Regions from separate parts of the Mus musculus genome. Here all the other regions are linked to region 2. The links are chromatin loops, found by intact Hi-C in ENCODE. Cell type or tissue: heart. All regions are shown on one strand. Links, peaks and the distances in the headings refer to the core of each region. The heading gives the core; the rest is flanking DNA.

Evidence for each region. Hi-C counts contacts between places; a loop is a spot of excess contacts. Peaks named below come from ENCODE experiments on the same cell type or tissue, not always from the same donor. Only the 100,000 strongest peaks of a DNase experiment are listed, where the experiment ranks them.
Region 1: a loop joins it to region 2, with 3 times the contacts of the local background. A loop is called at or near these places in 12 of 42 quality-filtered maps.
Region 3: it touches region 2 in a loop (9-fold over the local background); 23 of 42 quality-filtered maps call a loop at or near these places.
Region 4: it touches region 2 in a loop (2.1-fold over the local background); 3 of 42 quality-filtered maps call a loop at or near these places.
Region 5: a loop joins it to region 2, with 5 times the contacts of the local background. A loop is called at or near these places in 34 of 42 quality-filtered maps.
Region 6: a loop joins it to region 2, with 2.3 times the contacts of the local background. A loop is called at or near these places in 8 of 42 quality-filtered maps.

The regions. Positions count from the first base shown.
Region 1 is chr9:71,957,994-71,961,993 of GRCm38, forward strand. The region is part of intron 5 of Tcf12 (transcription factor 12); the gene reads right to left. Among named protein-coding and RNA genes, the nearest start is that of Tcf12, 150 kb to the right of the region's middle. In heart, for the core only: a CTCF peak has its summit at 2,225 (motif pointing left); a DNase peak (open chromatin) is centred at 1,878.
Region 2 is chr9:71,829,626-71,834,865 of GRCm38, forward strand. No RefSeq gene overlaps it. Among named protein-coding and RNA genes, the nearest start is that of Cgnl1, 61 kb to the left of the region's middle. In heart, for the core only: a CTCF peak has its summit at 2,324 (motif pointing right); a DNase peak (open chromatin) is centred at 2,346; H3K27ac peaks cover 436 bases.
Region 3 is chr9:72,405,792-72,411,031 of GRCm38, forward strand. It overlaps Gm27230 (a long non-coding RNA gene), which reads left to right. Exons shown (of 8, transcript XR_003948355.1): 6 at 3,497-3,539; 7 at 3,622-4,220; 8 at 4,926-5,104. BC065403 (cDNA sequence BC065403) reads right to left here and starts at 4,076. Exons shown (of 2, transcript NR_152222.1): 1 at 3,879-4,076; 2 at 2,853-3,697. In heart, for the core only: a CTCF peak has its summit at 2,721 (motif pointing left); a DNase peak (open chromatin) is centred at 2,710; H3K4me3 peaks cover 1,482 bases; H3K27ac peaks cover 494 bases.
Region 4 is chr9:72,130,627-72,135,866 of GRCm38, forward strand. No RefSeq gene overlaps it. Among named protein-coding and RNA genes, the nearest start is that of Tcf12, 21 kb to the left of the region's middle. In heart, for the core only: no CTCF peak of the experiment used is centred there; a DNase peak (open chromatin) is centred at 2,575; H3K4me3 peaks cover 1,889 bases; H3K27ac peaks cover 2,201 bases.
Region 5 is chr9:72,189,662-72,194,901 of GRCm38, forward strand. No RefSeq gene overlaps it. Among named protein-coding and RNA genes, the nearest start is that of Gm27188, 61 kb to the right of the region's middle. In heart, for the core only: a CTCF peak has its summit at 2,616 (motif pointing left); a DNase peak (open chromatin) is centred at 2,650.
Region 6 is chr9:72,109,583-72,114,764 of GRCm38, forward strand. It overlaps Tcf12 (transcription factor 12), which reads right to left and starts at 2,237. Exons shown (of 21, transcript NM_011544.3): 1 at 1,994-2,237; 2 at 1,156-1,252; 3 at 94-166. The coding sequence starts at 1,230. In heart, for the core only: no CTCF peak of the experiment used is centred there; DNase peaks (open chromatin) are centred at 1,189, 1,739 and 2,299; H3K4me3 peaks cover 3,091 bases; H3K27ac peaks cover 2,439 bases.

The DNA.
Region 1 (4,000 bases), core at 1-4,000, 130 kb after region 2:
TCACTCACAGAATGCCCAGTTCCGAGTTTTCTGCAATCAGCTTTTGGTTAGTTAACTTCAATGTCACATAGTTGTGCAAGTTTTAAAAATTCTTGTTATAGGTATTTGTACAAGATGTTAGTAAATCATATTATTTAGAAGTCATTCTTAAAGCACATCTCTCTGTTGGATAGGAATTACATTGACTTTGAAAATTGTTTACCTATATCAGACTCTCTCTCTCCATATATATGTATACACACATACACACACACACACACACACACACACACACATACAATAAAGCAATTAAGCTCTGTAAAACATAGTTTTAAAACCGACACTAAAACTTATACTTAAGATGCTGCAGAGATGGCTCAGTGATTAATAGCGCACATAATGCTCTTGCAGAGAGCCTAAGTTCAGTTCTCAGCACTCAGATTGGATGGCTCACAACAGCCTCTAACTTTAGCTCCACACTGGGGCCTGAGGCCCATGAACTCTAAAAACACCTGAACTCACCTACAACTAATTACCTCACACAGCTACCCCAGCTCCACATAAATATATGCACAAATAAAAAATCCTTACACTTAAAAAATAAGTTAAAAAATAAGTATTATAGCCAATGTAGACAAATATATTTGTGATCTCATCACACAATGTTGTCTGTGGCCCATTGGGTCTTTGAGATCCCACACTTGCTAAACTGGCAGGCCAGTGAATCCCAGCAAGCTTCCTGTTTCTACCTCTCTAGGACTGGGATCCTCACACCTGTGTGATAAATACCTTTTCAAAGGAGCCATCTCCTCTGCCCTTCTATCTGAGCATTTTTATAGATTTGTATGTGTCTTTTTTTTTTTTTTTTTTACATTTCAAATCCTCTGCTCTACTGAAGTTTACAGGGCTCAATAGCCCTTTGGCACAACCATTCTCTGGGAAGAACTTCCATGTCCCATTCAAATGACACTTCCTGTCATAGGTTATTACTGACTTTCTTACTTAAAACATTGGCACTCTGACATTTCTCTCTTATTTTTTTAAGATGTTAAAAAGCCTTACCCTGTAGAAAGCCTCACCAATAACTTTCAATAGGCTGTCATAACATAACTATCCCTCTTCTCAATATAAGTTTGAGAATTCTTTTAACTCACACTGGCCTCATCTGCATGTTATTATCATTTACTAAACATTTGTATTTTCTAAATCACTAACTACAATTAGAGCTCCCTTGGACTACACAGAAAATGGCTTGTGGTTATTCCTTTCTATTCACAACTCATAAAGCTATGTATAAGGACCTTTTGACCTCATCGTTAATTCTGTTCTTTCTTTTCATTCCCAAAACGAATAATAATTTCTAGTAGCATTTCTTCATTTTGAGTAAAGCTCCTTAAAAAGTGTTCCATGACGAAAGACATTTGAGTGGAAGATTATAACAGATAAGCAGCATGAAGTTAAAAGGGCTGTTTGTTAAGCAATTGCTTAATAGGACATAGGTTCAGAATTCCCAACAGATCTTAATATCTGAAAGAAATGTCTAGAGGGCAGATAGCAATTACACTGACTAAATAAATGCCATGCCTTTCAAATTTCTAATGGCAAGTAATGAGCTTAATGTAGTTATCCGTTAATTCTGAACAAGTGGTCAGACGACTGCTTTCTTCCACTCTTACTTCCTCAAATTTTTGGATCATACTCAGGGAATATCTATTTTAAGGAACTGCTCTGGAAGGCCCTATGTTTTATGCAAGGAATTGCTATTTTCCCAGATGAATAGAATATCCATTCTACAGATCCAAGTTTCCATGACAATAAAAACAAAACAGTCATCAGCACCAACGCGATACTTGATGGAAAATGCAGCTGCAGCTGGAACAGTGCAGTCTTTATCCTGCTGCTCTGCAAGCATAGTCGCTGTACTCCCCAGAGCAACCCAATGGTTCTACAGCAGTCTCCACCCAGACCCACACAGCAACAGCCGAGTGTGCTGACCACCTCCAACCTGCCAATCATTCGCCGTTCTCAAACTCATGTAAACACATGAAAAGGTTCAGCATTATGCTACTGGCATGGTGAATTGTAAACTAGGAATGCTTACAATGGGTTTGAGTATTGTAGATTTAGCCAAATAATATTTTAGCTTATATGATTATGAAGAAAAATTTGGGGAAAGAAGAACATTTACAGTAAGGAAAAAGCTAGGTAAAATTCATTCAGATTATAGAAAGACAGTGCCCCCTTGTGTCTTGGAAGTTCTTCCTCAACTAAATGTTGTAGTACTTAGAGTCCTAAGCTTTGGCTTTAAAAAAAATTTTTTTTAAATCTCATATAAATTTAAGAGAATTTGATAATTAGAAGTTATTCTAACTTAAAATACAAATTTATTATAAACACAGTGACTATTAAGTATGTGATTTTTAACAAGAGCTCTCTATAATGTAAGGAAAATATCATCTAATAAATTTACAGATATATTAGTTAATTTTATTTAAACTGCACTTAATATTGAAACATAGTGACAAAGCTTTAAAAAAGCAAAAAAGAAACCTGTGACCATCAGCTACACTCTCCTTTGGTACTGGTTCCTCTGTAACTTCATGACATTAATTATTGATTATCCTCACCATACTATATAAAAAGCTCTGTGCTTTATTTATATGAAAAACAAATTCATACTAAATGGAGAATATAAATGTAAGAGGTACCCATAATTAATACATCATTTTTAAGTTACAAGCATTGCAGCACAGCATCAAAGTCGGTCACTGAAGCATAAGGATTACTTTGTACTGGGGAAGGATGCACACCTGTAATCCTAGCATTTATGAAGCTGTGGAAGGAATTCAGGGTTTAGGGCCAGCTGGGGGGAGGGGGGCGACTCTGAAACAATCATTTTATGTTTAAAGTATGAATTCTTGAAATCATTTATCTGTTTAAAAGCAGAATTTCTCAAACAAACAAACAAACAAACAAACAAACAAACAAAAACTCCATATGAAAACCCTAATCTCTTCTTGCAAATAGGACTCAGGCACCACACCCAGATAAAGTCCTCTGCTTCCTTAAGCGTCTGTTCTTCCTTATAGCAAGGCAGCTCCAGCCATCCCTTTCCGTTTCTGATCTCTGGATGCCTACAAGCTAGTCTGCTACACATTAGGAAACTTTTGTTTCTCTAGTTATTCTGTCCTTAGCCGGGCTATTTATAAGACTCTAGCAGGAGAATCTAATATAGGTGAAGACGGTTTTGTTCCTTATTCATGAACACAAGATTGCTTTTACTAAATTTATTTGTTACTTATATTTGGTGGTGGTGATGGTGATGATGATGATGATGGTGATGATGTGTGTGTATGTATGTGTGTGTGTGTGTGTGTGTGTGTGTGCGCACGCATACATGTGTATAGAAGCCAGAGTTGATGGCAGGTGTCTTCCTTTATCACCTTACATTTTAGTTTTTTAGGTAAGGGCACACAGTGAAATCTGAAAGTAACCAATTTAGTCATACTGGCTGGCCAGTGAGTCCCAAAGATTTTCCGATTCCTACCCCTACCCTACACACAAGTGCTAAGGTGGCCTCCAACACCACCACACCAAGATTTTCTATGAGTCCTTGGGACCTTCTTTCAGACCTTCTAGGCAAGCTCTTTATTTCTCCAGCTCTCAACATCAATCTTAAAAACTCATTCAGAGATTTTCCCATTTAGGTTTTAAACAATCTTTTTGGTTACTGTTTTAATTTTGTAAAGTCCTACACTTAACAAAAAAAAAGTTACAAGGACAGAAACTTTTCTTTCTGTACCATTTTAAAAGTCAGTTGTGAACATCATTCTACTGTCTTCAAACATCTTTAGTGTGTACGTGAACATGTGTGCTGTACAACAGACCAAAACGATCTAATTAACCTTTCTATATTTACTGTTTAACTCAGATATTGCTCGAGTGGTCTTGTAATAACTTTTTAGGAAACAGCCTGTACCATCTTAGGCTCTCTTACATGTCCTAACTGCTGTGACCTTGC
Region 2 (5,240 bases), core at 605-4,604:
TTTTGGGGAGCTGGTTCCTTGCTTTCACCGTGTGCATCTCAGGGACTGAACTCAGATGGTCGGGTTTGATGGGCCTTTACTCCTTGAGTCATCTGGATGCCCTCCACAGTAATTTAAAAACAAAACAAACACCCCTTTCTACTGCTTCTTTCTTGGTTTTTAAACATTTTTTTAAACCAGTTGTCTCACATTTTCCTGGACTCTCCAAAGTCCTGTTGGAACTGAGCAGTGACTCTGGGACCTTCCTGAGAATTTGTCACGCAGAGATCAGAAGGCTCTGACTCACTGGGTCAGGATCAGGGGTAGGGACTGGGAATCTTGCTTACCCCAGGAGCTCTGGGTGCACTGTGCTCTGTGGACCCCGCTTTGTGGCGAGGACACTGAGCTCAGACCTGCTTTAGTCTTTCTGGTTATTCAAGGCTCAGCATCTCAGAGGGTTTAGTCTGAGTCAAGAAAGGCATGGCATTCAAGGCTCTCTAGTGGCCACAAGACACACTGAATGCTGATGGGGCCCTCTCATCCCTTTCTTCAAATGGACTGTAACCCATGGGGCCTACTGTCTCCTGGGTTGCTTGGCTGGTTGTTCACAATGTCCCTGTACAATTCCACCTCAAGTCCTGTTGCTTCACTGGCAGGCAAAACATTGAACTGGTCCAAAGGCAAGTCACAGGACCAGGGCCACCTAGACAGACACCCATAGCAGTCCAATCTTTCACAGACCCTACACCCCTTCAGCTAGGCCCTGGAACCATCCAAAGCCAGGGGCTGGGCTGTTACTAGCTTCCTCTTTTGGTCTCACCTGATCAGACCCTTTGTTTCCAAGCCTCTGTATGCCACACTGGGATGTTCCCTTTAGCATATCGTCTGTCAACCTTTGGCCCTGAACCCTGACACGGTTCATGACCATGCTCTTCAAGGTTTTTCCTACTTCTCTGTTCCTAGTTTCCCAGTGTCTGTGGCTGGCTTGTTGCCTACTGGCTTCTTTTTACCCTCTCTGCCTGCTCTGGTAGAGTCTTGGCCTTTTTAGTGTTTTGCTCCAAAATTTGGAAGCAAAGCACTGTCAGCTGGGGCTTTGCTTCAGCTCTGGAATGCTCACACTCACCTCTGAAATCCAGCATCGCCAGGGCCCGCTTCTGCGAAGTTCCATCCGGAACCCATGTGGTAGAAGGAGAGAAATGACTCTAGCAAGTTATCCTCCGACCTCCACACTAGTGCTGTAGGAACATGTATGCTCACACACACGCACAAGCACAAACACACGTGCACGCGCGCGCGTGCACACACACACACACACACACACACACACACACACACACACACACACACTAAATTCCAGTTTACAAAAAAGACAGGAGATACCCAGGCAGAAGTAGGAGAGCCGGGTCTGAGACATAGTTTCTGGCACTAAATCCTGCTGAGCAAACTTCTTGTATCACAAACATGGAGAGGCATCTCTCACAGGGCTAGCCAATCTACCTGAGTGCAGCTCCTTCCTGCCCCCATTCCTGACTTCTCTCCTGTCCCCACTTCTGTAACCAGCAGCCTTTGTGGCTGTGTGTCATGAGGTGCCAGCCAACCATCACGGTTCACTGATTTGTGCCGTGTAGTTTGAACACTCTTTTCAGTACATGGACATGTTGGTTTCTATCTTTCCTTCCAATTCACTTCAGCCTTAAACCCAGCCACCTCGGCCTGTGACTGTATATAGACACAGGGTTCTCCCCACCACCTCAGTGTAGGGGTTCTACAGTGACTAACCAGCCTTCCAAAGGCAGAGCTGCAGTGGCTGCAGCCGTGAGGGCTACTACCCAGTCTCTACCCCACAGTGACTGTCCCTGTATTCCACATGGAATCAAATCTGTAACTTTCATGAACACCAAGTACATCTATTTTTTGAGATATGAAGCCTAAACCATAGGTTTGTTCTCAGACCATTGTAAACCATATACTTTTTTATGTTATTACTAAAGAAAAATACAGGATCCTGATCAGTGTCATGTCCCAGAGATCCTTCCTGAGCAGCTGCAAGGGAGCACAGGGCTGTGTTAGAATTTCCCTGGGCCCCAGGTCCCTTTCCCTATTATCGTATTTAGAGTTCCATTTTATGAGGGTTAGTTTAAAGGTATATTAATATTACATATTAAAACACAATTTCCACCCCCAATTTGTTTTTCTTCCTTCTGATTTTAAAGAAAGGATGGCAGTGTGGTATCTGAATTACGTTGTGGGCCTGGGCACTATGTCCTGAGGCCTCCTTGCGCAAGTTTTACCCCCCAGTTTGCCTATGAATGGGGCAGCTAAGGTCAAGGCCTGCAGTTTCGGACAGCAGGGGGCGCCCCGGAGCTGCGGGCCGACCCTGGGAGAAAGGGCCAAGTGAGAAGGCGAAGGCAGATACCCTGGTGGCAACAGTCTGGGCTTCTGAGATCTGCTGGAGACACTAGGCAGCATCCAACACGAGACTTAGGTCTAGAAGGAACCTGCCTAGGAAGAAGTCGCACCGGGAAAACAGATCCGAAGCAAAGATTCGTCCCATCCTGGCCCAGCTGTGGAAAGCACCCTCTCGCCTTGCATGGACAGGAACTGCTGCTTCATGCCCCAGGACTCCAAGGCTCCGCCCCTCCCATGACTAGGGACCTGCATAGCCTACACTAGGGTCTTGATCTAAAACCAAACGTCAGAAAAGAAAGGATCTCACAGATCTTTGCCCCTGCCTTCCAGCAGGGTCTAGCAGCCCACTCGGTGGTCTTGTTTTTAATTAAAACAAACCTGGCCCTTTGAGCAGCTTAGGACAACCCCCAGATGAGAACCATCAGGGCAGATGGACCAGAGAAACAAAAGAGCCAGTGCGTAGGAAGCCCAGGGCAAAGACCAGCGGGACAAATATTGCCTACTAAATACACACTCGGGAAAGTCTCTAACAGTGCCGGCTTTTGATAAGTGCGGGGCGGCTCAGCTTTGAGAAAAGCGTAGCAACGTCAGCTGGAGGGGGAACAGAGAAGTTCCGACAGAGGCTCCCCTCCTAAGGCCTGAATCTACCTCTTTACAATTTACATGGGTGAGACCTGAAGCCCAGAGAAGTTAAGGCTCGTGCTCAGGATCTTATAGCAAGTAGCAAAACACAAACACCCCAAACCCGAGTCTGGAATTCAAACTGGACTCCTCACCAGTCCAGAGGTCTCTGCGGCTTTGCATGCCTTTCTGTGAGAACCTTTGATGGGCTCCGGCCTTGGGTCTGCAGAGCTTCCTTCTCTCCCTGAGGGCCATAGGGAGGAACCTGAACCTACAGGCACCGGGCTGGCCCACACTGAGCCCCTCTCAGCGACCTGAGGTTGTCCCTGGACACAGAAACACAAGTATTAATAACTGTGCATCACGTGGGACAGAGTTTAATAAATGGCTCATGCCAAGAGTTCAGACCTCTCAAGGGGTTTTCTGGTGGCCTGGATTCTGACGTTAGCCTTCACTGGGTGGCTTCTATCTCATCCATCACCCCCATTTCATAGATGAGAAACTTACAGATTTTCCAGTTACTGGTGTGAGTGCTCTCACCTGGAACAACTGCTGTTTAGTTCCCTTGCCCAGTGTGGACTGAGTAAAGGTACTCTGTCGCCGAGGGAGGGCAGGATAGCCAGATCCGACCCTTCACTTGTGGAGCAGGTTGTACCAGGCTGTAGTGGCAGGTCACCTCTCTTTCATTCATACTCACAGCCCATGAGACACCAGCCCAGGAGCCCAGGCTGACCTGGAATTCACTTGTAACTGAGGATGATCTTGAATTTCTGATGGCTCTACCCCTTCCTCTTTTTTTAAAAAAATCTTTTTAAATAAAGATTTATTATTTATTTTATGTATCTGAGTACACCATTGCTCTCTTCAGACACACCAGAAGAAGGGCATCAGCTCCCATTACAGATGGTTGTGAGTCACCATGTGGTTGCTGGGAATTGAACTCAGGACCTCTGGGAGAACAGTCAGTGCTCTTAACGACTGAGCCATCTCTCCAGCCCCCTACCCCTCCCTCTTGAGTGATGAAATTATGGGTGCATACCATCACCCCTGGTTTTATGTGGCACTGGGGATGGAAGCCAGGGTTTCTGTTTTGCTAGACAAGCACTCTACCAACTGAACTCTTGACATTCATTCATTTTAATAGTAGTTTTTGGTTGCTGTATTGAGCATAGGCAACGAGGAAGAGGGTGGTTAAAGCCAGCTTAGCAAAGCAATGTGATCAAATGTTGGGCTGGATGTTTCTGGGGCATATTATGGGATGGTGATGGCTGTAGAGTAATAGTAGATTGCTTTCCCATAAGGTAGGTAGGCTTTAGCTGAACAGTTTATTGCCTGGATAGAACAAAACCTGACCCTCCTCCTGCCAGCAAGATGGAAGTCTATAAGTCTACATGATGGGCCTTAGGGTTGAATGCATCGAGCTATGCCTGTCCTTCAGGTCGCCAACATTGCTCATGAAGACTTTGCACTTGTCAACCCCCAAGTCTGCAATAGTCAGTTCTTTGAAGTAAGTCTGTGCATTACAGACTTTTGCTTTTGTCTGGTGGCTGTGTGAGAGAGGGCAAAAAGGAATGGGAAGAGGGGGTTTCCCTGTTCAGGCTGCAGGTGACAGTGAGATGGTCAGATGTATCACTATTTATTTTCATAGTTAATACTGATGTAATATTTTTATTTCATCTACCGTGTGCTCGATTTCCCTATGCAAAGCTAGTCCAGGCTAGCCCCATCTGAAGTTCCTTCTGCCTCAGCCTCCTTGGTGCTGCTTCCATGCTTGGTTTCTTTTTCTAGGATCGTTTACCAGGAAATAAATACTAAGGCTCATGTTACCTATAACCACTTCAAAGTATAGGTATGAGAAGTAAGAACCACTGCATTTAAGTGAATCTCTAATGTCAACCTGTGTTCAAACAGACTAGCCTGGGCTTCAGGCTCTGGCCCTGGCTGCATCGGAGGATGCTAGGCCAGTCAGAGCTCTGGGGCAGGTCCCTGAATCATCTGTCTTAGTTCTTGAGCCTACAAGAACCCATCCACATGATTCTCTTGATTCCTTGTCTGCAACTACCTTCCATCCAGAACTACCTGACCCATGTGTTGAGGGACTGCCATCTCCAATAACAATGTTTTCTTTGGATTACATTGTGTGTGTATGCATGTGTGTGTGCATGTTTCATTGTCATACATGTGGTGATTAGAGGACAACTTGTGGAAGTTGGTTCTCTCCTCCCACTATG
Region 3 (5,240 bases), core at 664-4,663, 580 kb after region 2:
TTCTGCTGACACACATGCCCATGACAAGGACTCCAATGCTTCAGCCCCATGGGAAATAGCAAAGCCCCTCCCTAGCCCAGTGAGGCTCCAAGGGATGGCAAAGCCTTCTGGTCTATGTGCAGATTTGGATAGTGTGTGCACAAAATGTCCACCCAGATGTTGAAAACCTGGCTTTTACCATAATTACTGAAACATGTCTCCTTGATCCAGCTGTATACCACAAACCCTGCTTCCTTGTTGGGCTGTGATCAATAGCCCCACCTTCTTGTCAAGTATAGATAACAAACACACTGAGCTAAGATAAGAGTGCGGCAGCTTCTCTATCAGAAAGATTACTGAGCCCACACGATCCCAGCTTCTCTGAATCTGTATGTCTTGCCATTTCTTCCTTCCCTGGATGCCCCATCTTGGTCAGTCCCTCGAACCATGCTAGATGTGACACCTATCTTTGCCTGGGACCTTTCTGCTGTTCTAAGTTTAGGTAAAATAAATCAATCACACACAGGGCTTGCTATGTGCAAGCATGAGGACCGACGTTAGATCCTCAGGACCTGTGAGAAACGCCGGGTAGGCGGCACACACCTGAAATCTCAGCTCTGAAGAGACAGACACAGGAAGATCCCTGCATCTTGCTGAACAGTTTAGCCAATCAGCAAGTTCCGGGGTCAGTGAGCCCTTCTTGGAAAAACAATAAAGTGGAGGGGTGGTGAGATGGCTTAGCACCTGCTGCTAAGGCAGATGAGCAGAATTTGATTCTGGGGACCCACATGGTGGAAGGAGAGAAGAGACTACTGAAAATTGTCTTCTGGCCTCCACATGCACAGCTCAGTATTAAAAAATGAAGACAGAGGAAAACAAGAAAGATGCTGAGCACTGACTTCGGGCCTCCATACACCATACATACATGCGTGTGTGCTCATGTGCGTGCACACACACACAGAGACAGACACACACATAGACACATACAGAGAGACACACATAGACACTCAGACACGTGCACGCACACACATGCACAGAGACACAGACATGCATACTTGAACACACACACACAGACACACACATAGTCTTACTCACACACACACACATACACACACAAGCACGCATGCACGCGTGCCTTACACTTATACTTACACTGCTGGCACACAGACTTGCCCCTAAAAGACAATGATCACTTTGAAAGGTACAGAACCACAGCCTGAAGAGATGAGGGAACATCCCTCTGCGGTGAGGGACAGAGAGTTGAGCCACAGTCTATGCAGTGACACTACAGCTCTTACTCTGGGATACCTGACCCCTCCGTCCTCCCTGTCACATACACTGCGTTGAACTAAATTACATGATGTGAAGCTGAAACTTCCTGTCTGCCTCCCAGACTTAGAAAACATGAAAAGCTCATGACTTTTCCTTCTTTCTTAGACTTGGTTCATTCCAGTGAAGATTCTCTACCCTCTCCCACCCCGCCCTCCCTCCTGCCATTCCTCTCTTGCACACACACACACACTCTTAATGAAGCTCCTTTGAAAATAATTATTTTATGTGTGATATTTCCCCTGCATGTATGTCTGTGTGCTACATGCATGCCTGGTACCCACTGAGGTTAGAAGACAGTGCTGGATATCCTGGAGATAGAGTTAAGGATGGTGAGCCACCGTTTGAGCACTCTGGGTAGAGCCTTGGGACGTCTTAACGGCTGCACCATCCCACCCGCCCTGTCCTTTCCAGGCTTTAAAGGGAAGCCTCTCTCCATCACGCTTGGGCCCCTCTATATTGTATTGTTTCTGTCCAATGCTCTCCCCCCAACCTCCCAGTCTGAGCTTGTCTTCTAGGTCCTTTCTCTTAATGATGCATCTTCGAAGGGGACTATGTGTCTGCTGCTTTCCTGGACCGACTGCTCCTGTTTTATTTTTACTTTTTAAATTATATTTAACACAGACATGAACACATATAAACATGAAAGCGTGTATAGTCTCACATCACAAAAACATACATGAAGATTGTGGGAGGCAGCCAGAAAGTTAGGAAATCATTTGTTATGGTAACAACAACAAAAAAAAAAACCCACATATGTCTAGCCATTGATTAGACTTTACATTTTTAAATATATTTAATATAATTAAATATAATATAATTAAATAAATATAGTCTAGAGTTATATAATATAAAGTAAAACTGTAAGTACTTTTGTCTAATTCCTATTTTATTTCCTGCTACTCAAAAACAAAAATTAAATGCAAGACAAAACTTGGTCTGATTCTGTTTCTTGTCCCCTTCTGCCTTCCATCTCACGAGAGGAAGCCTGGCTGCCCTGTGAGCAGCTCTCTCTCATGGGCTTGCTCAGAGCAGACCCAGAATGCTTCATCTTCCTCACACATACTTCTCTGGCTTTCACAAAGCCTTTCTGGAAGCCACTTCTGCCCAGAATGTCTGCCTCGGAGCCTCATGTCTCGTCTGTTCTATCCAGAGAAGGCAGGTTAAGCAGCCCTTTCCAGAAAGGCTTCCTTTGTCCGGACCACCTGATCTCTCTCGGGCATTCGGGTAGCTTTGCTAAATGTGGACACTGTAGTGCTGTGCACGTTAGCTTTTAAAAGCAAATGTTTGATCCCTGGTATACTTTGATCACTTGGGTACACTCGGACAGATAGCAGTGTCCTGCTTAGTTTCCTTTCCCTGAACCTTAGAACCGGGAGGGTAGAGCATCGGGCTGGATCGGAGCGCCACCTACTGGTACAGGTGTTAAAGACTGTCAGCTACATTGTGGCGTCCTCAGTGGTCTCAGGCACACACATTTACATACACTCAGTCACGAAGCAACTCCCAGTTGAATTAAGTACTGCAGAATGTGCTACAGCTAATTCAGACTTCATTCCAGTTTTAATAAGATCTATTTTTTTTCCAAAAGAAACACAATAGTGGGGGGGAAAAAAAGAAAGAAAATACTCGGTACTCAGGATATGAATGAAATGGCATCTCCAGAGGGCCGATGGGAATCCTGGACTTGCTTACTGGCTGTTTTGCAAAACAGGTTTTTAAAAAGTTACTTTTCAAAAATCATACACGAAATGAGGAACCAAAACAGTCGGGTATTAGGATCCGTTTAGAAAGCCCTAAGAAGTGGCTTTATAAAGAAGACTAGCTGGTTGGTCTGTTTATTCCAGGACAGTCATCCTTCTGTAAGATCTCCCCGCAGAACTAGCCACGTTTATGCCACAAACACCCGAGTAGGTGTGAATGCTCGGTGCAGATAGCAGAGTAATACTAGCAATCCTTAATCCCTAAAAGGATGTCATTTTTCAGTTTATTAAATATTTTCTCAACCCTTATCAATCTTAACTTTTCCAATCTTAGAAAACAATTTGTTTTGTGAGTAGATATAAATAAAACATACAGAAGTTGCTCTCTAAATCGAGAGAAAACTTTTCTTTGCGCACACTGGGGCCCGATGTGGATAACAGGATCATTAGCGACCAAACAGATGATGCCTCTTTCTCTCTAACAGAGACTCGCTCAGCGGCAGAGAGCCCTTCAATTCCAGCAGAGAGGTGAGCTCAGAACTTGTCACTGGTTTCTGCTTGTACTTAATCTTCCTGTTTATTCTTGCTTCATTAAAGTCAATCTCCACAGGGCAGACTGTCATCCGAGCTCGGCCCATCCTGCTGTCTGCGCTCTCCAGAGAGCGTGCTTGATCCTGATAAACAGACTGCGAGCCAGGCATGTGACTGAACGTGACTGAACTTCTTAAGGGAAATAGAAGACATAAAGGCGCCCCTCCCACACCCTCACAGCAGAATTTGTCAGGCAGGGCCATCCTCTCAATGGGGATGATGCTTTTCCAAAAGCCTGCCTTTCAGACTGTCTGAAGTGAGATAGAGGGTACTTACTGTTATCGTTGTGTGGCACGAGGCCCTTCAGGTTGCCTTAGCTGATGTCATTCATCTGCCAGGCCCCTCTCTTGGGATTCAGTATCATCTAGAAGCTGTCTCCTGAATGATGTGCTACCCCGCTAGGAACTGCAGACAAAGATACTGTCTGTGTTAGTTACTTCCTCATAGCTCTGACCACACGTCAGACTATCCCAGCATCCTCAAGATTTCAACATGAGAAAGCAAGAAAGGTCTTGAAGTCTGGACCCTTCCAGTAACTACTAGAAGTCCTATTGGAGGATTTACTACCCCACCCAAAGGGCTACTCTGGGCTTCCGGCCACCGTTCAGTTTCTCAGTGGTAAGAGCATTAGTGAAGTGGATTGACAGCTCAGCAGAGAAAAAGCTGCCCCAGCCGCTGTGGGGTTGGGGTGGGGTTGCAGCCTCTGCAGAGCCTCCCACGCTCAAAAGCTCAGCTCTCTACTCCATCTCTGGGCAGTGGCTTTTCCCTTGTACCTCTTACTTTGATCCTGTTTCTTGGCTTTTCTTAGGATGTATTATTTAGCACTTTATTCTTTTCCATCTTAAAATTGAATTGTTAAGTTAGGGGCTAGAACCAAGAGTTTGTGGAAATGGTTATGCAGTTCCTTCTATTAGGGGACTAGGGGAGTGTACTGAGTGAAGTTTCTCTTCTGGGTGCTGCTGGGAGACGAAGACTTCTGAGAGGTGAGGTATCAGGCCTTTCTTTGAGCATTGACAAAGAGGACATGTTGAGGTCCCCAAAGGAAGAACCCTCAAGGGAGCGGCCAGAGAGAGTTCAGGTGGGGGAAGTCGCAGGTCAGTTGAGGGACTTGGTTGATTTTTATGGCAACAGTGGCATCTGAACTCAGTCATGAAGGGTTTGGTTGCTCTGTGACATGGATACTTTGATTTTATCATTGTCAAGAGCTGAGAATACCACTTTTCATAAACATATATAGCACAAAATGTTAGGAGTGTCATTAGAGTCATTTCAGAAGTTGTTGAAGCTAAAATTTCTTTATTGGTTTCTTTTATGAAATTCAAGCCGGTAGTCAATAACAACTGGATTCAAGATCAAGCATTCCAACACAATTCAATCCAACAATATGCTAATTTGATGCTCACATAGTAAAGAATGATGAAACGAGAGAGCTGGCGAGATGGCTCAGCCGGTTAGAGCACTGACTGCTCTTCCAAAGGTCCTGAGTTCAAATCCCACCAACCACATGGTGGCTCACAACCACCTGTAAAGAGATCTGACGCCCTCTTCTGGTGTGTCTGAAGACAGCTACAGTGTACTTATGTATAATAACAAATAAATCTTTGGACTGGAGCGAGCGGAGCCAACCAGACTGAGCAG
Region 4 (5,240 bases), core at 756-4,755, 300 kb after region 2:
TGCAGCATTAGGAAAGTTGAGAACCACTTAGGTTAGGCAGTCTCGGGTATTTCACTGTAGGATCAGAAGCCAATAAGATTCCTCTTCCTATCTAAGCAAATTTAAGTTATATTTCCATCATTTATAACATCCAAATGAGTTAAATGCTAGGTTACGTAAGGGTAGATGCATAGACACATACAAAGAAGTAAATGAACAGGAAGGTACTTGGTGGGCACATCTAACCTACTGAGGAGACAGGCTGAAGAGTGGGTCAAAGACAGAAAGAACCCCGACTGGAGGACAAGCTTGAAAGTCAGTCACCAGAGTTTAAATTTAATGCAAGAGAAAATATACCCATAAAGCTATCTGGGCATGAAGAGATGTGCTAAAAGTGAGCAATTATTCTGGCAAGTTACATTGGAACAGAGAGAAAAGGGAGTCGGAGAGACCATAAAAAGACGGTTGAACTGATCCTGGCTGGCAATGTTCAAGGTCTTAGGCAAAAAGCATGAAGTGGAGATACACGAAGGAATTTGATATGAGGTACTTCTGGTGATACACTAAAGGTCCTAACAACAGGCCAGGTAAAATAAGGAAGAAGAAATAGTGCGTTGACAATGACAAACATTTTAGTGTGGGTGGCATAGATCGAGCTGGTATTATTGAGAAAGGAGTTATATAAATTTTACAAAGACAGCAAGATTAGTTTTTGACCTGTTGCAATCACGGAGAAGGTAGGATATGTTAGAATGGTGATGAACTAAAGTTGAGGTAAACAACCACAACAGCTAGGCATGGGGGCACACACCTTAATCCCGGTGCTCAGGAGGCAGGAGCAGGGGGGTCTCTGTGAGTTCAAGGCCAGCCTGATATGCAGAGTTTCAGACCAGCCAAGGCAATCCTAGTGTCTGATGGAGAAGGAGAGAGATTGGAAACTCAGAGCATAAAACTCTCCAAAAGTTTCACATTAAAAGCAGGGGTCGGGGTAGGGAGTACTCGTTGCTTTTGCAGAGGACCTAGGTTCAGCTTCCAGGACCTATATAGTGACTCAATCAACTATCTATAACTCGAGTTTGAGGGGCTTCAACACTCTCTTCTGACCTCTGCATGTACATATATACATTGCCTTCAGGCAAAATACTTTTTTTTTTTTTTTTGGTTTTTCGAGACAGGGTTTCTCTGTGTAGCCCTGGCTGTCCTGGAACTCACTCTGTAGACCAGGCTGGCCTAGAACTCAGAAATCTGCCAGCCTCTGCCTCCCAAGTGCTGGAATTAAAGGTGTGCACCACCACTGCCCGGCTCAGGCAAAACACTTATATACATAAAAATTTTCAAAATCTAAAAGCAACCTGAGGCCCTTAATACCATTGATCTCTATGGCCCTGAGCCTCTACCCTCATTTCCAACTGTAGGTGCTCAGAGCAGCGATCATGTCGGCCTCCTCACTACTTGCTAAGTGTTCACTCGACTTTTCCGGGCTTCAGAGCCTTTGGATTTGTCCTTCCTCAATCCGGGAAGTTACCTGTCTAGGTATGTTTTGCTTGTCTAATTTCTTTCATTCAGACCTGCTGTAAGCACACTTCCTCAGAAATCTCTCTCTAAATCAACTCGTCTAAGCTAACACTGCACATGTCTTCTACCTGTAGCCTCCTTTGCCCTGCAGTATTGTTTGTTTCATAGCACTTAACATCACACGACACTCAACGGTGTGTCTGTCTCATCGCCTGTAACAAAGTCCAAGAGCCCAGAGCGTTTGGGCTTATTCACTGTTATGTCCCTGGTAAGCAGAATAGAGCCTGGTACATGAGAAATTCCTCTATAAAAGCCTAGTGAGTTGTGTGAGATGTAGTAAAGGGAATTAAAAGAAAAAGAAAAAGAAAAAAAAAACCCATATACCACAAAAGAGCTGCAAAGTTAGTCATTTACAAGTTCTGGAACTTTCCTACCATTTCAGGAGGGGAGAAGCAGAAAACAATAAACCCTCTTTAAGGCTCCCACTTGTGATCCATCTTCTCAGGGGAAAGGGAACTTTGGGGGAGTCTGTCACCAAAGGAAAGACTTGAGGTACTTTCCTACTGTGTTCCCTGTGACATTCGTGAAGGAGAGGAATTCTCCACTTGCATACTGGATGAAAGAAAGGCTCTTCTTCCACCTCAGCTGCACATCAGAGCTTGGAGGGAAACCCTGGGGGATGCTGACAGACTTCAGCTTTCCCAAACGTTTCTTTGGGCGGGTGTCATCAGCCAGGTGTGCTCCACAGACTAGGTGGAGCCTGGGAAAGGCGTGAGGACGTCGCACTCGGGGGCCCCTGGGGCAAGCGTGCTTGCCCTTCCCCGCGGCCGCCGGCTTTCCGCCGCAGCCTGCCCCGGCCAGGTCGCCGGGGCGCGGGAGAGCCCAGCGGCGTCTGCACCCTTCCCTCCCCCGCCGCGCCCTCCTCCGCCCACGCGCTGCAGCCTCAGCTGCGGCTTTCCGCCGTTCCCGGCAGCGCTGAGCCCGGAATCCAATTACTTTTCCCTGAGGAGCTTCGTACACCCGCCAGGCCCCAGAGGGAGGAGCGGGGGGTCGAGCGGCCGCCCACTTCCCGCCGCCCGAGGCCGAGGCCGGGCTGCTCGGGCGGGGCGAGCGCGGTCTCGGAGGGGCGCGCGGAGCAGCAGCCGTCGGGACTATTTGTCCTTCCGCGTGCGGCCCAGCTGGGCCCCGGCGCGAGGCTCCAGGCGCTGTGGCCCGGGCGCCAGCGTCCCCAAGGATGAGTGGCAGGAGATTAGCCCCGGGGCTTCCCCGCGCGGGCGCGGCTCGAGGCCCGCGCGCACGCGCACTCCGGGGTCCGAGCACGGAGGTCGCCTTGTGTCCAGTGGCCTTTTCCTGGGCGCAGCGCTCCTGGGCCCCAGGATTCAGCTCTGTAAAGTGAAAGTGAAGTGGAGCAAGATGGCCAAGGGTAGGAGGTTTGCACGTGCTCTCCACCACACTTGTACATCCCGAGACTGTACAGGGACGCTACAGGGGTGAATCTATGAAGAGGAAGGAAAAGAGGACTTCCTTCCTGGTTCTTCAGGGGCTGGGTGGAGAACCCATTGATCCCCTTGAGGGTTCTTGCTCACTTGGTTTAAGCTGTAGACAGAAAGCCTAATAGAGCCTATTCTAGCTACAGCCTAGGGCGGAGGTCCTCAACTTCCTCCTGCATACCCTGTCAGATTATGAGTCCACGACTGACAAACACATTTGAAAAAGAAAATGCCTTATTTTCTCCTTTTGATTCTGTTTCTCTTGAGACTGTGGCTGACCCTTAGGCCCTTGATGTTCTTGAATATGATTGACACACGTGATTAGGCTAGTGAGAGAGAAGCAGAGAAATTGCTATCAAAACAATTATATGCAGAGACATCAGAACAAAAGCCCAAGAGCCCCGAGGACTAAAAGACCATCCTGGCTCTGCCATAGATGCCCTCTGGGATGGTGGCCAAGTCAGATCATCTCTTTGTGTCTTGCTTCTTGGCAAGTTAAATAAAACTATCCTGCTACTCTCCCTGTCTCAAGGAGTGTTATAAAAATAAACTAAAAGAACCAACTGAAAATATAGAAGGTTTAGTTTTTAGGGGGTGTGGGAAAATGATACCGTTGAAAGGCACTAAAGGGAAAATTCTATGAGAGAAAGCCACTTGACCATCTGCCTATCGTCTCATCTTCTCCGTTCAATCTAATGTACACATAGAAACTATAGGTAGAGTTATCTAGTAAGTACTGTGTGGTTTTTATAAGAATTATAATAAAGGAGGGAATAAGGGGAGGGGGATTTCAGAGGGAGACCAGGAAGAGGGATAACATTTGAAATGTAAATAAAGAAAATATCTAATAATAAAATATATATATAATCTAGTCAACGCTAATTGTACTCTCAGACCCTCTCCCATGCCTATGTCCTAGCCATTTCCACATGCTCTGACTACAATATTTCTGCTTCAGTGCTACGGAGCACCATTAGGTACAAAACAGTGCTGTGGGTGGGCTCCCCACTTGAGGCTAAGCTGTGACAGAGGTTTTCAGACATGTTTGCCTATGTAACCTATGATAGGCAAGGCTCCAGAAACCTGTGTACTGGCTAAGTGAAGAACCTTCTGGAACAGACGAGGTCCCAGGGAAGAGAAAGCCAACTACCCTGAGCTTGAGCTGAGGTTAAAGACTCTGGGGGAAGGGAGAGGGGCTTTCTGCCTTTTATGTCTGACTGAATCTAGTAGGGTAGGAAAGAAGATAAAGGATATGAGGGAGAGTGAAGTCTCCCTTTCGGGTGTTTTAAACCTAAGCATTCACATTTGTAAAACAAGTTTTAGCTTCTGCATTAGTAGAAAAGATCAGGCTAGCAACAACATGGCCAGCAACAGAAAAAGTCCTGCCTGGAGGGTGCTTTTTGAAAAGTGAGGATTTTATCATCTTCTGAGACATTCCGTGGTAGCCCGGGAACGGATAGGAATAATTCACAGACATTTTCTGGGTCCTCAAAAAACTTCTTTCTGCAGTCCCCTTCTTCAAATGACTTCAAATCCCTCACTGCAAAGTCTTGGCATCAAATTTGAAGCAAATGTGTTTCTCTTCCTCACCGGAGGAAAGCTCGTTCTACAGACTTCTAACAGAACTGGGACCTATTGGGCAGTATTATTTGACCTACCATCCTCAACTGATTATTTGTAAGAAGAACACCACCTGTAATCTAGTTATTATGTGTCAGGTGTGATGGTGCATGCCTTTAATCCCTGCACTCAGAACACACTGAATTTGCGTTCTACAGAGCAAGTTCTGGGCCAGCCAGGGCCACTCAGAGAAACCCTGTCTCAAAACAAAACAATCTACCCACCATGCTGCTCAGAGAAAGCACATGCAAGGGTGTAATTCAAAGAGCATCAAACTTTGCCAGGAAATAAAAAAAAAAACAAAGTGGCCAAGGCAAAGTGACTGTGGCTTAGGTGGCCATAGAAGTCTTCCTCTTTTCTTTCTCATGCCTCAGAATATTTTTTTGTGTCTTCTCAATGGACTCTAAATGGCCCTGCCCTCTCCCAGATTCCTCCTTTACTGTCTCAGTGGACAGGTAACTCAAAGCTGTTTCAAGATCTGGCCCTGGGTCTATCTTCTTGACTTTGCTTTAGCTCGCCCTGCCCCCAATGCGTTTTCTAACCTACCCTCTTCCACTTGCTCCCCCATTTACTAGACTCACTGAAGCCCCTGTCACAGTTCTCCAAGAGCCAACCTGAGAGACCCAAGAATAGGTC
Region 5 (5,240 bases), core at 605-4,604, 360 kb after region 2:
AGGTTTCCTGCTGGTTGACAGGTAGATTTTCTATCCTGATAACTTAATTTGAAGCTCTGATGTTCTGATCTCTTCTAGAAACCTCTTCCCCCAGGTGGAGGCAGACTAGACCCTTCCCACACACATACTCCTGGACCTCACAGTCTCTCATGCTCAGAGTCCAGGGAGGAAATCTGATGCTATTCCCAGTGCTGAAGGTCCTGGCCATGCTGTTCCAGTTTTCTGCAATGATGTGACGACTCAGCCTTCCCAGCTGGGCACACCCCTGGCTGGGGTGAAAACATATGCAGCTGGGAGGCCTGGGCACGCTCAGACCTTCCAGGAGTTGGCTTTCCAATACATCCTAGGGCCTTGCTTCCTGCCACTTCTATTTGGCTGGACAGCTTGCTCTAGCCACGGACATTCCCTGAGCGGCTGTCTGAATTAACATCTGAGCTTGGCCAGCGCTAGTGCAGCTGTGGGCTCTGGCATTGCTGTTCGTGAGTAAATTCCTTTGTAAGCCCTACAGAGCTGCCTTGATTTCTCCTTTGGGTGTGATTATCTGAGAGCAAGGCCAGCTCCATAGGTATGAAACTGCAGCCGCCCTAGGCCCCACAGGCAGAGGCTCCTCTTCTTGGATGCTGCTCTGTTGAAATCTCAAACACCTCAGAGATAAAATCGTGGTTTAACCCAGGCCTAGGAACACAACTAGCCTCCTGTAAGGAGGGACGGAGAGCAACATTGGCCCTTGAGAAAGTAGGTGAAGCTTACTAAGCTGGCCTCTTGGGAGTCCAGAGCAAAGAGCATCGTGAGTAATTGTTTCAGGATATATATTCAGATGGAGAACCATGTCCTGTAGAATTTATTCTTCCAGGAAGTTTCTCACACATCTAGATAGAGGGTTTTTTTAGAACTTCCAGAGAGCATAGCTATCCTTTAAAGGGGCTGTCATGTTAATGATCTACCTTTTTCCTGACTATAGGACTACTTAAAGTTTGAGCTGTAGCTTATGTGACTTCAGAACGTGGATTTTTATATTTTAATTGAATTCGTTTATCTTATTTTTGCTTTTGAAGGTTTTATTTTAATTGTGTTTGTGTCTGGGCTGGGGGAGGTATATGCATGTGAGTGTCATTGCTCATAGGTGTCAAAAGAGGGCGTCTGATTCTCCTGGAGCTAAGTTACAGGCAGTTGTGAGCCATCTGACGTGGGTGCTGGGAACTGTCCTCTGCAAGAGCAGCAAGCAGTCTTAACTCCAGCCCCCAGTGTGTTTTAGATGTACATATCACCTTGGAGCTAGACTTTACCTTGATGGACAGAGTAGCTCTGCACAGTCAGGTTCTGACCCTCTCCTTTGCTTACATTTTGCTTTGGTTTCACAGTAAGACTTAGATAGTGTCTGGAAGGATTTCTTAAGTTCAAAGTTATTAATGACTAATATGGAGGGTACAATTCTTGGTGTCTTTTCTTAAGTATAGAAAAGGCCCTTTCTGCCCATGAAAGCTAGAGCCTATGAGGAGATGGGTGGACAGATGAACTGCCCCACCCGATTCCAAGAGGAAGGAAAAAGGAAGGCAAAGCAGACACAAGAAGGCCAGAGGCCGGATTCTTGGCAATGAGTGGAGGTGAGGAGGCGGCAGTGGGAGGCAAGCTGACAGATAAGCATGAGCCATCGTCACCACGGAGCTCACATGACTGGGGATTGCACAGGTAGTCCAGCGAGTCCCGCGTTCTGACAGACCCAGTGGTTTTGAGAGCACAGAGGTACATCAGGGGGCTCCAGATATTATCAGCCAGAACATTCAGATGACCAGGACCATGAATTTCAGAGGTAATTTCCTCATATGTCTAGACAGGGAAAATAACACTGCAGTGACCACCAATTCAGAAAGTAGAAAACCTTGCCCCTGGATCATTGACCAGTGAGGTTCTAGGTAATGCTACCTCACAGCCATGTCCCTTCCCAATGTATTCCAGGCCCCGTACACACAGAAGCTAGCTTGGAAGAGAACGAAGGGATGGAGAGAAAATATAAACTAACAGAATTCACTTAAAGAGGTCATGTGAGTCACTCCATTGAACTAAGTTTAACTGAATTGAATAAACTTCAGGCTTCCTTTCCCAGCTCCCCATAGATGAGCAGTGGTGTTCGGGAAACGTAAAGACTTCTCTGGGTGTCTGACTGAACCCAGGAATGTAGTGACCCCACTACCAGCATGTCAGGCTTCTTGCCAAGCCTAGTATGTCCAGGTTTTGTCTGCATTGGGCTGACTCAGCTGAGGAAGATACCTACTCAACTGAGTCTAGGTACCAGCTACACCAGCATTGTGACAGAACTGGCCACTTGATCCCATAGATGGCTTCTCTTTGTGGATACTCAAAACCCAGCAAGAAAGGACATTTTTAAGCACACCTGGAAGGGACTTTTCTTTTGTCTGGATGAGGAAAAGGTTTTGAGATCAATAGGCAAGGAGTTATTTGGCAGGCTAAGGTCTCATTCCCTCATGCTTAATGAATCATATCCGGAATCAAGTAGGCAAGACACACTTGGACAAAATCCTAATATAGATATGAATCTAGGTCTAGCATCCTATCGGACTCTTGCTTGTACAATCCTCTGTGGGCTACACCACCACCTGCAGGCCAGCCCTAAAAAGTACATGTCCAAGAAAATGGCGGTGTTCCTGGACTAAGTTGCCCAGCCAAAATAGCTGCATTGTGCTTTGTTTATGCTTTGTTCAGTCCTGGGGTCAGGATCCTCATGGCTCATTTCCATATGGCTCAACTCCTAGAGTTTAGTAGACAATTCTTCACACATTTCTTCTCTTTGGCTGGCTCAGTAGAATGGAGGTTTTCTTGGTTCTCAGGTGCAAATGCAGCCTTCTAACCAGCCTTGTGTAATTCCTGCAGTCTTCCGTAATCTATGCGACACAGTCACTGTTTCCAGCCACTGAGATGAGAGCATTTTGTGCCAGACAGACCTGATGATTTTGCCCATGGGTTTCCTTCTCTAGGAAACTGCCTTTTGGAAATATTTAATTCCCTACCCCCTTGAGAGTAAGATCATTTGTCAGGAGGCTGGTGTGGTTAATTAGATGCAGGAATTCAAACCAATCACCTTCCCCCTTCCCCCTTCCCGAAGCACTTTGGATTTAACATTTCCTACGCAATCAGATGCAGCAGAATCCTGAGCGGAGGCTCAGGCACCACTTTTGGCAACCATCTGCTTGGAATTTCTTTTCTTTTTTTTTTTTTTAAAAGATTTATTTATTTATTATATGTAAGTACACTGTAGCTGTCTTCAGACACTCCAGAAGAGGGAGTCAGATCTTGTTACAGATGGTTGTGAGCCACCATGTGGTTGCTGGGATTTGAACTCTGGACCTTAGGAAGAGCAGTCGGGTGCTCTTACCCACTGAGCCATCTCACCAGCCCCTGCTTGGAATTTCAAGGAAGCTATTCCATCCTGTCCTGGTCTCCACCAAGAGGGCTTTGGGCCAGGCAGGATCTCCCATACCTGGGCTTGTATGCCATATAGGTGTAAGCACACAAGCTGAGCTACAGGATAAATAAAGCCAGTCATTGCTGTGGAGGAAACTGGGACAGATAAGTTTAGGGGAGAAAAATCAAACTCTATTTTGAAAATGTTTGATTTGAAATGCTTATTAGTTATCTGATGAAAACATTAAGTAGAAAGATTTGCTAAGTCTACAGCTTGGGGCGAAATGTCAGGACTGGAGAACATAGATCTGGGAGTTATTGACAAAGAGATAGAAGTTAAAGCCATGGGATAAGACCTCCTACAAAGCGAGCATGTATATCTAAAGAACAGGAGTTTACATGCCTCAAAAATTGGGATAAAAGAAAGGAGGCAGCAGACTTCTATGAAACCAATGAGGCATGGCAAAGCTGAACCCAGGAGAGACCACCAAGAGGCCTGTAAGAGCGGGAGCCACCAGAGCAGCTGCAGGGGGTAGATGGAGAAGAGCCCAGATCCTAGGGAGAACATATTTAAGGTGAAATAAAATGGGTGGATAACAAGACAGGTCAGTATAGACAGTAGATGATGGGTGGATAAAAGAGACAGAGATGCTGGATAAGCAATAGGAAGACAGCTGATTAAATGCATGACTTGGAAGGGAACTGTAGAGACGCTGGAGAGAATGAGACTGGGAAAGGCTTTCCATAGTGAGAGGGGATCCAGGACATAAGTGGCAAAGTCCAAGAGGCCTGGGTGGAAAGGGAATTTTAGTAAATGTGATGACGGGAAACATTCCAGTTGTCTTCTGGTCGCTTCTGCTTCAGTTATAAAAGGAGTGATGGCTTTGTTTTTGCCAGTTTCTGTGAGCCTTGGACTGAAACCTTTTCCTAGTTAGAACATCCTTCACTTTATCCTGAAGCTGAGCTAGAAGTCGTCAAGGCTTCTGGATCCCCAGCCGTACTACATCCAGTTCTGGTCCTTCTCTTAGGAAGGTCAACTGGATGGGGAGATGTGGCATGTCCCAACCCTGGCTGAGAGCCCACCCAAGCTGCATACACTGCAGAATACAGCCAGTGGAAGAACCGGCAGGTTAGCGTGTCCACCCACAGGCTGGGGCTGCTGGCACCCATTTTTAAAAAGCCACAAAACCATCTTAGTGCTGTTTAGTTTCTGCCTTGGTGATAATGTCTTACTTGCTTCTCAGTTGGGCTTCCAGTTTGCCCTCACATTTGATCCCCTCTCCCTGCCTCCTTCCCTCCCTCCCTCCCTCCCTCCCTCCTTCCCTCCCTCCCTCCCTCCCTCCCTCCCTCCCTCCCTCCCTCCCTCCCTCTGTATCTCTCTTTTCCCTTCCTGTTCCATCTTTGCACTCCCAACCCCATCTCTTTCTCCTCACAGATCTGACAAGGCTTTGGCACTAACAAGCAATACTCTAGCTCCCCCAAGGATGCTACCCCTTGACCTTTTCAGCTCCAGCCACAGACTGGTTCCAGGCTTCCACTACCATGTCCCTTTCTAGGAAGGCAGGTCCTCATGCAAATGTGAAAACAAAGTAAAAAGATAACTAATGGGGGGGCTGGCGAGATGGCTCAGTGGTTAAGAGCAGTGACTGCTCTTCCAAAGGTCCCAAGTTCAAATCCCAGCAACCACATGGTGGCTCACAACCATCCGTAACGAAATCTGATGCCCTCTTCTGGAGTGTCTGAGGACAGCTACAGTGTACTTACATATAATAAATAAATAAATCTTTTTTTTTTAAAGATAACTAATGTATCCATAAGAC
Region 6 (5,182 bases), core at 1-4,000, 280 kb after region 2:
GGTGTGGCAGGCACTAAAATGCTTTATAGACTTTTCTACTAAAATATGTCAGTGCTCTGAAATAGAAATTTCTGATTTTCAACATCGTCTTACCTGACCCGCTGAACTGACTACTTCCCAGTGTTGTTGGTCTCGTTTTCCCACTATTAACAGGTGGAGAAAACATCTGCAAAATAACCCAAATGTACCTATTAATCTTAAAATTCTTCTATATTCCTTGCAAAGAAAAGTTCACCAAGTGTCATCAATTAGGTTCCTAATTTTCATAGAGAATTTGAAATAAAAATGGAAGACCCATTCAGACCAAGGCTGGCAATAACAAGTGATATTATTTACTAATATTGCTTGAGAGAACCGGTGACATTTGCTATGAAAACCCAGCCACAGGCAAGATTACAAGATAATTAAGTTTAAACAGTAAATTTTTACCCATGATCTTCACTTTGGCCCTAAGTGATTCTCATTACATTAACATTACTTAATAAGCACTTGCAATCAGAATCATGTCCGATGAAATTACCACATACAGGAAAGATAATAACAGTTCTAATACAGCAGGTATTGGCCCTGCCTTCTAGGAGCAGTTAACGTTGAAATTCAATCCATTAGTAAGAAATAAGGGCAATGGGCTCTATAGCTTCACCTTTTATTTTTAAATCATTTTCCATATTACATATGCAGACGGCATATGTATACTTAAAGCAGTCAGCTCACAAGGCTGGGAATTCTAGCGCTGGGGTTGGCTTTTTTGAAGCTGGCATCTCTCAGGTACCACAGGCTAAATGAAGTCGTGGGGAGGGAAATGCTGAGAAGTCTTCAGGAAAAAAAATATTTTTTTTCTTTCATATAAAGTCTAAAATCTCTAATAATTATCAGAAGGGAGTGACTCAACCAGAGCTCATGATTACATTGTTCTTCTTTTAACTAGTTAAATCAAATGACCCCTCTGGCATTAAAGTTTGAAATCTGCAAGTCTAGACATTACATCAAAGTTCAGGTGTCCAACTTGGGGGAGCTGGACTCCAGCCCTGAGAACTAGCGCTGAAAAGCAGATGGAGTTGCCCGCTGCCATGTCGCTTTCCCCCCTTTTCTCTCTTGCTCCCGATCTCGGGAAACCTCAGCAGAACCCCAAGATGCGGAGGAAAGCTCTCATACCGCACTGAAGTCCAGCAGGTCGCTCAGCTCCTTGTCGGTCCCTATCGCGGCCATGCGCTGCTGCTGGGGATTCATCTTCAGCCACTTCTAGCAGGTCCTAAGGCAGAGAAGACAGGCTGAGCCGCGGACACCCGGACGCTCGACGTGAGAAGGAGAGAGAGGGAGAGAGAGAGAGAGAGAGAGAGAGAGAGAGAGAGAGAGAGAGAGAGAGAGAGAGAGAGAGAGGCAGCGCTCGGGGTGGGGGGCGCCGAGCGACACGCCAGATCCCCACGCATACCCGAAGGACAGTGACGGAAGCCGCTCCGACACGGGAGCCCACGCGTGGCTCCGTGGCTCCCGCAAGTTTCCAAGGTGGCTCGGCTTCGGGGTGCCCCCGGGGAGGAGTACGGAGCGAGCCCGCGCCCAGCGAGGGAGCGAGAAAGCGGCGGCGACCCGGAGACCAAGTGACTCACTCGCTCAGCAACAATAGAGCTGACAAGTTGCGGGGAGCGCGCCGCTCGCAGGCCCGCGTCTGCGGCCCGGACGTCCCCAGCGGGGGTCCCCGGCTTGGTTGAGAGCGCCCCACGCGCGTCCGCGCCCCGCAAACTCCCGCCCGGCCTCCACCTCCCACTTGGGCCGCCCTGCCCCGGACTCGCGGAACAATGAGGCGGGCTCGGCGGCTCCCCGGCCCCGAGCGCCGAGCCCCGAGCGCCGCGCAGGCCGAGCGCCGCTGCCCGGGCCTGGACCCCGCAGCTCGCGCCTCCGCCCCGCCGCGCGCCGCAACTTGGACGCGGCCCCGGGCTCCGCGCCGTACAAAGGGACCTGAGTTCCGCACGTCCCGCCCGCCGCCCGCGGTTACCTGCCGCCCGGGCTCCGCATCCAACCTTCCCGATTAAAGTTCACTTTGGCCGGGAGCGCGGGCTCAGGCTTTCCCCCTCCCCACGCGCCGCCGGCGGCTGCGTTGCCTCGGGCCCCCGCGAGTGCTTGAGTCGGCGCGACTCGGGCGGCTCTCGGGCTTAGCCGCCCGTGGCTCCCCGGGCGGGCTGGCTGTCCCCCCGATAGAACTTGTGGGTCTCCTCAGGCGGACATTTTTTTTTTTTTCCGCTGAGGCGGCCTCAGCACCGAGCTCCGCTCGCCTCCGGATCCCTCCGCGCCTCAAGCGCGTCGGCTTAACCCCTCGCTGCCCGGCGCGCTCCCGCCTCCCGCGCCGAGGAAGTGGGACCGCGGAGGGGGCGGGGAGGCACGGGGCGGGGCGGAGCGGCGGACGGACAAAGCCCACGGCGGGCGGCGGCCGTCTCCTCAAGCTCACTGCGCCCCGAAGTGCCGCGACGGGGACGCAGCTGGGCAGCATCTGGATCTGCCACCCGCAGCCATTCCGGAGCTCAGCCACGCCGGACGCGGGAGGCGAGGCCGGCTGTGGAGCCGCAGCTGTGGTGGGCGGACTCTGTGGGAAAAGCGCAAAGCCCCTCACGCCGCGCTCATCAGCTTGCTCACCTGAGCGTGCCGTCCCACCTGAGCCCCGCGCTGCAACACCAAGTTCTGGGAAAGGATTGCGCCTGGCCTTTGCTGTAACCAGAGAGACAGCCCCAGGAAGTTAAGTCTTGATGAGCAAGTTCCGAACTTGGCCTGAAGAAGCCCCAAAGAAAAAGGGGAAAAATTCGGCCTTGGAAGTTAAGGTTTACTTGAGGGGAAGCTAAGGTGATTGTGTTGAGGTCTGCGAGCACAGAGAAGACCAGCCAGGCCCAAGCAGAAGAAACACTCGAGACAAGCATCCAAAGAAACGAATTGAAGACAGTGGCCAACTCTTGAGTATCCTGACTGTAAGAAGGAGCCGTTGGCCTCAGAAGTTCATATAAAGAAGATAGTTAAATGTGCCATTGCTGTACTTACTGCAACCAGAGCTGTCCAACCAGAGAAGCAAATTAAGGTTTATATGTGGGACCTCCGTATAGACCATTCCAGAACTAATGGTAGCCTACTCACCCCCAAAGCCAGTCCCACTTAGGTACATACATGCTTTGGCAACTTGTGGAGTGTGTCTCCATCCTAAACAAAGTAGCATGATTTCACCTAAAAAATGATAACGATCCCGTTTCCAACTAAGACTAGCGGATGGTTAACCCACATACAAATAGGCAATTTGCTGAAGTCTTTGAGAACATTTTTGCAAATGCTATAAAAAAAAAAAATGAATGTCATCTTCCAAACTCAAGATCTAGCCAGAGTAAATCAAACAGACAAGAAGAAAGTCTTCGCAAGGAGAGATCTGATCTTTGATGATGTTTCCAATATAAATCAAACAGTTCTGAGCCAAGTCTAGCATCATTGATTAAATGAACAGGGTTTGGTTATCCGTAATTTGGTGTATACAAAAGTGAGGCAAAAAGCAGTCACAGAACAACCAGGAAATTTGATTAGGTAACTGGTAAAGCCATATTTCTGTGGTACAATCTCTAGGGAAGATGCTGAGGTTTGGTCTTCTGCTATGCATTGTAATACTAACTACTGGCCTGGTTGCCCCCAGGGATGAGAGAATCTGCACTTAGGTAACCTTGTCCCCAAGTTATCCCTGATTGGTGAATAAAGATACCCACTGCCTATGAGCAGAAGAGAGATAGGCAGAGTTTTGGTTCTTGGGCTTGGGGTTCCCAGTCAGGAACCAGGAGGAGAGGGTAGTAGGTAGAGAGAAGAGAGCACACCATGGGGTAGGTGAATCATGAAAACATGGCCATGAGAGCTGGCCACTTGGAGTTAAGGACAGCCAGATGAAATGTGGCAAGTTACAACTCGGGGTTATTGATAGGGAAGTAGACATAATAGCTTAGAAGGTAGATATCTGACCAGATCTAGTACATTAAAGGGTCATTATAAATATAAAAGTTGTGTGTCTTTTGTCTGAGAATTGAATGATCAAAAGCAGAGTAGAAACCCCTGATTGAGATAAATAATTACTACAAGAAGAAGGGGTGGCATGAAACCATGCGAGATGTATGCTGTTTCCAAGGCAAAGGAGAGGCAGCTTATACTGCTCACACAGCTATTTTAGAGGACATCAGAGGATTCACTTTGAAAGTCTGACTGGGGAAGGTTTTCATATCTATTGTGGAAAATTCAATTTTATTTTGTGTGTTGTTTTGTCATTAGATTGTGAGTTCCTTGTGGGTTGGTACTGATAAGCACCTAGCATTGTATCCAGGATACTAGACTTGATGGTAACCTGAATTTATTTCTTCTGTTTTAAGCTATATCAAGTCATTCTATTATAGTTACTTAATATGTAAATATATTTCTGTACATGTGGCTTTATTTAAAAGAGAGCTAGAATTTTGAAATTAGAGGATGAAATTTTTTATACTTTCAAATGGTATCTGTGTGTTTCTAAATAAAGAAATAATATTCCCATCAATAATGGGCCAAATCTATTCCTGAAAAATATGGAAGACTCAATATTGAAAGTGGAGCTTTAGGGCTGGGTATATTGCATAACCCAAAGTGGGTTGATTTGTTTCTTGGGTTTGAGGGTGGGGGTGGTTGTTGTTGTTGTTGTATAATTTTGGGGTTGGTTAGTTGGTTGGTTTTGTTTTTACTTTTGTTTTTTGTCTTGGCCCCACCTGAGTCCTATCCCTAGGAAGTACATGGTTGAAGGAGATACCAAATCCCAAAGTTGTCCTTGGACTTCTATGTACATTCTATAGTATGTTGTTCATGCACTAACACACATACACACAAAGTAAATAAATGTAAAAAATATTTAATCTGAACTTTATAGCACTTATTACATTATTTATTGAGTATGCTGGATAGAGCTAGAATTCTATTGAGAATATGAGAAAGAACTAGCAACAAAAATCCTGTTAATTAACAGTAAGTACTAAGTTAATATCAATAAGTAAATATTGAAAAAATATTTAGCACACATTTCTTACATGGTCAAGGTATGGTGTTAAATGCTTTTGGAACCAAAAGTCTAAAATCTACCTTGTCCTCAACAAGATTGTCATTCAAAAGCTTTGCTGTCCTACTGTAGCTTGCCATGAGCAGACACTGA